2 separate regions of the Homo sapiens genome follow, and region 1 is linked to region 2. A link is a contact called in ENCODE Hi-C or POLR2A ChIA-PET data. All regions are on one chromosome and are shown on one strand. Each heading gives the region's core, a stretch centred on a gene start or an enhancer-like site at or near the end of the contact. The rest is flanking DNA. Distances are from core to core; before and after follow the strand shown. Region 1 overlaps XXYLT1 (xyloside xylosyltransferase 1). Region 2 has its middle 120 kb from the start of XXYLT1-AS1.

What was found. A loop is a pair of places that touch in the nucleus more often than their neighbours do. ChIA-PET counts read pairs that join two places held with the same protein, here RNA polymerase II (POLR2A). Pooled maps may share reads with other maps.
Region 1: a loop to region 2 is called in a map of CD14-positive monocyte, with 2.7 times the contacts of the local background. The contact joins two enhancer-like sites. A Hi-C loop is called at or near these places in 2 of 168 maps with a recorded cell type or tissue (CD14-positive monocyte and endothelial cell of hepatic sinusoid) and 2 of 50 pooled maps. POLR2A ChIA-PET finds 5 or more read pairs at or near these places in 1 of 52 experiments (Panc1).

The regions. Positions count from the first base shown.
Region 1 is chr3:195,237,447-195,240,146 of GRCh38, forward strand. The region is part of intron 1 of XXYLT1 (xyloside xylosyltransferase 1); the gene reads right to left. Among named protein-coding and RNA genes, the nearest start is that of XXYLT1, 32 kb to the right of the region's middle. RefSeq lists an enhancer at 2,596-2,700. Within about 2 kb of position 1,430, at least 11 of the 41 ENCODE cell types and tissues checked have a DNase peak (open chromatin) inside an H3K27ac peak, as active enhancers do.
Region 2 is chr3:194,974,827-194,977,526 of GRCh38, forward strand. No RefSeq gene overlaps it. Among named protein-coding and RNA genes, the nearest start is that of XXYLT1-AS1, 120 kb to the right of the region's middle. Within about 2 kb of position 1,330, at least 4 of the 41 ENCODE cell types and tissues checked have a DNase peak (open chromatin) inside an H3K27ac peak, as active enhancers do.

The DNA.
Region 1 (2,700 bases), core at 180-2,679, 260 kb after region 2:
ATCAAGACTGTCTTTCCTACCCTCTGCAGTGCTTCTTTCGGTAATATGAAGTTAAAACCAGGTACTGTGATCGCTCACCTGATTTTTAGTGCCCACGAAGGTGCTTTTTTGGTGTAGATCGTTGTCAAATTTGGTGTTCTTGTGAGGAGGATGGTTGGTGGAGGCTTCTGTTTGGCCACCTTGCTCCACCTCCAGCCTAACCATAAAAACCTTTTATGCCACATTGGTCCTCCTCATTCCCTAAAACTTGTTTTATGTAACACTTTAAATCTTCTGCCTCATTATAAAAGCCTTTTTAAAAATGTCTTCATGCTTCTCTTCTAAGGTACCGTTTCCTTTATCCTTTTCTGGCTACTGGTTTGTTTGTTGTTTGTTTGTTTTTAATACTTTTTTCCAGACACAGAATCCAGACCAGTTCCTGCTATTTTCCAACAGAAATCTCAAATTATGTTTCTCATTCCCACACCCCTCCGCTTCCTCTCACCCCTGCCCCTGCGACCTCTCTGACAGGTTTCCCTACCTCCTACCTTCCCCACTGCCCCATTCTGTTATACCTCCAGAATTGTTTTCCAAATAGAGAAATTCGTTTTTCTCTCTCCCTGGCTTCAAGACCTCCGACGACTCGTCGCTCCCTTAGTTACAGTCCGAATCCTCTAGCAAGGCCTCTAAGCCGCTGCAATAGTGGTTCTGGCCCCGTCCCCCGACCTCCCCGCCTCGTGTGACTGGGCAGCACTGAACCAGGCAGTCTCCCGTCTACTGGCCACACCTGGATGACCTACATCCTTGCATGCCTGTACTTGCTCTTCCCACCGTCTGTAATTACCTCTCCCAGCCCCCATCTGCCTGGTAAGATCCTATCCAGTTTTCCAATCCTCCCCTCCAGCCTTCCCACAGCCTCCCACAATTCACCAGGCCCTTCCTAACACCCTGCATCGCATGGGGGCTCCACTCACCCTGTCTGACTCACTTTTCAGGGCTCTGTTTCTCTATCGGCTGCATGGGGCACTCCTCGTAGGCAGAGGCCGTGACTGCTCTGTGCCCTGTATCCAGCCACTGGCCACATGACAGGCCACCCATACATCCATACAGGTTTGCTAAACTAAGTGAACTGCACTTTGGGCAAGTAACTAAACCTCTCTGAGCCCCAGTTTCTTCGTGGGTAATACAGGACTGTCACCACATGCTTCCTGTGGTGTCTGTCAGGGCCATGTGGAACACACATTGAGCCCGGGGGTTGCCACACTGTGCTTACTCCTAAGTGTTAGCACCAAACCTCCTCCCAGTCCCCGAAATGCCTTCTCCCCACAGATCAGTTTTCACTCCTAAGCCAGCTTTTCCCTCCCTCCAAATCATCCCTATCCGTTCGAATTACACAGGAAGCTGGAAGCTGACAAGAGGGTTCTCGCAGAAGGGAAGGCCTCTGTGTTCACTAAGCAGGAAGAGAAAGAACGGATCTGCGCAGGCATACACGCAGAGCAGGGCTGCTGCAGCCAAACTAAGGGAGATGAAGAGCTATCCTCAGCCAGCTCACTCCCTACTGGCCCCATCTCACCCCAAAGCTTCACAGGAGACAACTGCATCCCATCAGCATGAATAGACTTCTGAGGACAAACTGTACTCAGTACATTGTTCCAGACGCTGTGCTGCCAAGCCTGCACCCATGAATATTTCATATAATAAATCTGCTTAAAGATAAATGAGTATGCTTCATGGAATAGACTTTATGCAGCAAGAGGCAAATCACAGACCCTGCAAGTGTGAATCAAAATACCCAGGCCTCCCAAAGACTAAAACAGGTTTGCAAACTAACCTTCCCAAGGATGGGCTGGCACCTGTCATACTCTGGGGTCCTTTGCCCAGACCAGGGGCTGATGCCTGGCAGTGCGGCAGGGGGCAGCAAAGCAAGAGTGAAGAGAGGAAATGAGAGGGATGGGGGAGAGAAAAGGCCACCCCTTCGACCTCCCCTCCTCCCTTTCAAGTCCCCCACCTCGAGAGCTGCAAGAAGAACATACAACCTGGGAAACCAGGAATATAAGATGACTTCCATACTGAAGGCAATTAGCCAATGAGAAGACACAAAACAATAGTTAATGCCAACCTGGAATATATGATTTTTAGGAATGTAGACAAAAAAGTCTGATCACGATTTGTAGGTTTTATTAATTTGTTTACATACACATACTTAAAAATCCTGTTGACTATAAAATACTATTTCCCACACCCAGCTTACAAAATAATTTCTCTTCAAACCCTTCGTGTGCATCAACAGCAATGCCTTTATGAAGCCCAGAGTCAAGCTGAGCCACCCAGAGCACGTCCTCCTCACCAGCTGTTTAGGATGTGTTGGATACGGTTCCCTGTGAATTTATGTAGAATGTTGGCATCAGAAATGTCACCCCAACCCACAAGAACCCATGTTCGTATCATGAGGGCAGTTGGGTGTTGTTTTTAATCACCTAATGACATTTCTCAAAGTAGGGTTCTTCACCGGCCTATAATCATATATTTGTAGCCATTCACTAACCTTCAGGAATATCCCACCCCAGGAATATCCTGCCCCAGAAATGATTAAATCTGTGTTAAATTTCTCTGCCTACTTTTATTTTTAATTACTTCTGCATCTAAATTCAGTAATGACTGAGCTTTCTTTTCAGGCAAAGGTGTCCTCAAACAGTACTTTGTTGTTCAAACTAAAATATG
Region 2 (2,700 bases), core at 80-2,579:
CTCCATGGATTGCTGAGAAAACTCCCAAGGGGGCTACAGCTAGGCCCCCTTGCCGACTTTGGGGGGACTGTGGCTGAAAGGCACGGCAGCTTGCCAGGCCCCTCCCTTGTTACCTTCCATGGTGGAGCCTGAAAAGTGGAAAATGCTCGCCTTCCCAGCTGCGCCTTCATGCAAGGGTGACCATGCAACCCAGCCCTGCAGTTAGCAGACAACCACATGGAGGAGCTCTGTTTAGGGACTTCTGGATGGTGGTATGCAGGGGGATGGTGGCAGTGAGGACCGTCCCCACAGATACCAAAAAGATGGCCTGCATTGTCTGTAAAGAGCTGAAAACAGTGATAGACCTGTGTGAAGGTCAATCTGCTTTTCTTTCTCACCATGTGCCTGCAATTCTAAATAAGGTCAGTGCTGTACCCCTTGTTCCACAGCCCGACCTGAAGAGCTCTGGAACTAGTGAAGGAGATGAATGCATTTGCAGGGAGAGTGACCACCTTCCCTCCAGTCGGCTCCACCTTCTTCATGACAGCAGCCTTCACAATGACAGCAGCCTTCACAATGACAGCAGTGACGAGGGCACCCCTCAAGGCTTCAGACCTTCAGGGCCTTAGGACTCATGTTCTGTTTTCTGGCTACACTAACGGAGCTAAGGGAAGGAGCCTCTGCTTCCGCTGCTCAGATGCTGGCTGGTGCCCGCCATGCCTTCATCATTCTCACATCTGATTCAGGGGCTCTCCCTTTCTCCAGGCTTGGGTTCGGGGAACCTGAGGGCCACTATCTGCTGGGTTCCATCAGCAAGTCCAGCAGCACAGCTGATCTGACAGGTGTCACATGACTCACAGGCAGGCAGGCTCAGTGGGACAAGTCCTAAACTAGGACTCAGGGGACCGCCTGGTCTCTGTTGTCTACTAACCAGCTGTGTGACCTTCAATAGGCCACTTCCCTTTTCTAAGCCTCAGTTTCCATAGCAGTAAAACCAGAGGGCCCTTCTCTAGAGAGTTCTTCCCGCCCTGACAGTCTCTCTCTCTCTCTCTCTCTCTCTCTCTCTCACACACACACACACACACACACACACACACATATCTGGGTGGGTATGTTTTACAGAAGTACTGTATTGCTCTACATTTTGTAACATGCTCTTAAGTTTTTGAGAAAATGATATACAGAAGGATTTGTAACTTCTTTGCTATTCACTCAAATGAATCCATTTTGTGTTTTAGTAGCTTCAGATCACTTCAACAGCCAATGCAAATAATCAAGACAGAAGCAGTGCAACCTCTTGGAGTTGGCCTATTTCCAGTGGTACAGCCAAACGCAATGGCATTATTTACCCAAATTGTTGGGCAACCAGCATGCACTGGAAGCAGATGCCAGCAGACGCCTTCCCGGACGCCAAGTCCTAGGAGTTGGCTTAGGCCCTTAGCTCAGGATGGAGGCAGCACCCACTGCATTGACACAATGCTGTGGGGTGATCCAGTCCTCAGCAACTACAGGGAGGATCCAGCCACTGGGGCAGACTGCACTTCAGGGACATCAGAAGCGGAAACCTGGGCTGGGGAGGTGCTTCCAAAGGAAACACCTGGAAGAGGGAGAAAGGATAAAAGAACCACCATCTAGATTAGGAAAGCAAGGCAGTTCCTGCCACCCAGAATAGTGTGTGCTGCTTGTTTGGAAAATGCATGATCATTTTCAGAGTCCTGAGGCCCGTCAGAGACTTTATGTCCAGCAGTGCCGATGGCCTGGTTCTCAGTCAAGGTAGTGGTCTGAGCTGCCATGGTCGGTCTCCTGCTCCAAACACATAGAAATTCTAGGTAAAGTACAGAAAATTAAATTTCAAAACCTATAACGAAGCTCAGAAGCTAAAAAAGCATCTGTGGATGCTCAAATAAAGAGGAGTCTTGCAGTGGTAATCAGGATTGAGCTACACCCTGTGTGTGCCTTAGAGGCTGGGTTTAGTTTTCAAGTTATCAGAAATCATATTGAGCTATAGAGATAGTTTATCACCCTGCATCTTTTAAAAACCAGATTAGGATATAATTTACATACAGTGAAATTCGCCCTTTTTAGGATATAATACTGTGAGTTCCGGCAAATAAATACAGTCATAGAACTACTACCCCCGTCAAGGCATGGAGCAGTTCCATCACCACGAACGTCCTTCTGCCCTTTGTAGCCAACTCTTCCCCCTCCCCTGGAAACTACTGGTCTATATTTGCCCTTCTATTTCTGCTTTTTCCAGAATTCCAGAGAAATGGAGTCATACGGTGTTTAGAAAGGCTGCAGCTTTAGTTCTTGCCCAGGAAGTGACACCAAGGCCACAGCCTTGCCGACAGCAGGAATACTAGGACTGAGTTCCCCAAATGAAACCAGGAGTCAGGAAAGGGCTCTCCTGTTTAGGAACTGGGATTAGAAAAACTGCTTGCTGGCCTGAATATTAGGCACAAAAGTGGGTCACTTACCTTGGACCATGAGGGAAACTGTCACCAATAAAATATCTGAACCTCTAGGTTGTATGACACAAAATTATGGACAGGTATTCTCATTGCTACCAGCACGGTGTGGATGTCCCGAGCCTAGAAACTCACATAAATACTGGTCTAGAAACTGTTTGCCCTTTAGAGGCAACAGATGCAATCACAATGTCATTCCAGAGGAACATCTCTGCAATCCAGGCATATGCAGGACCCCTCAGGAGATAGCTTC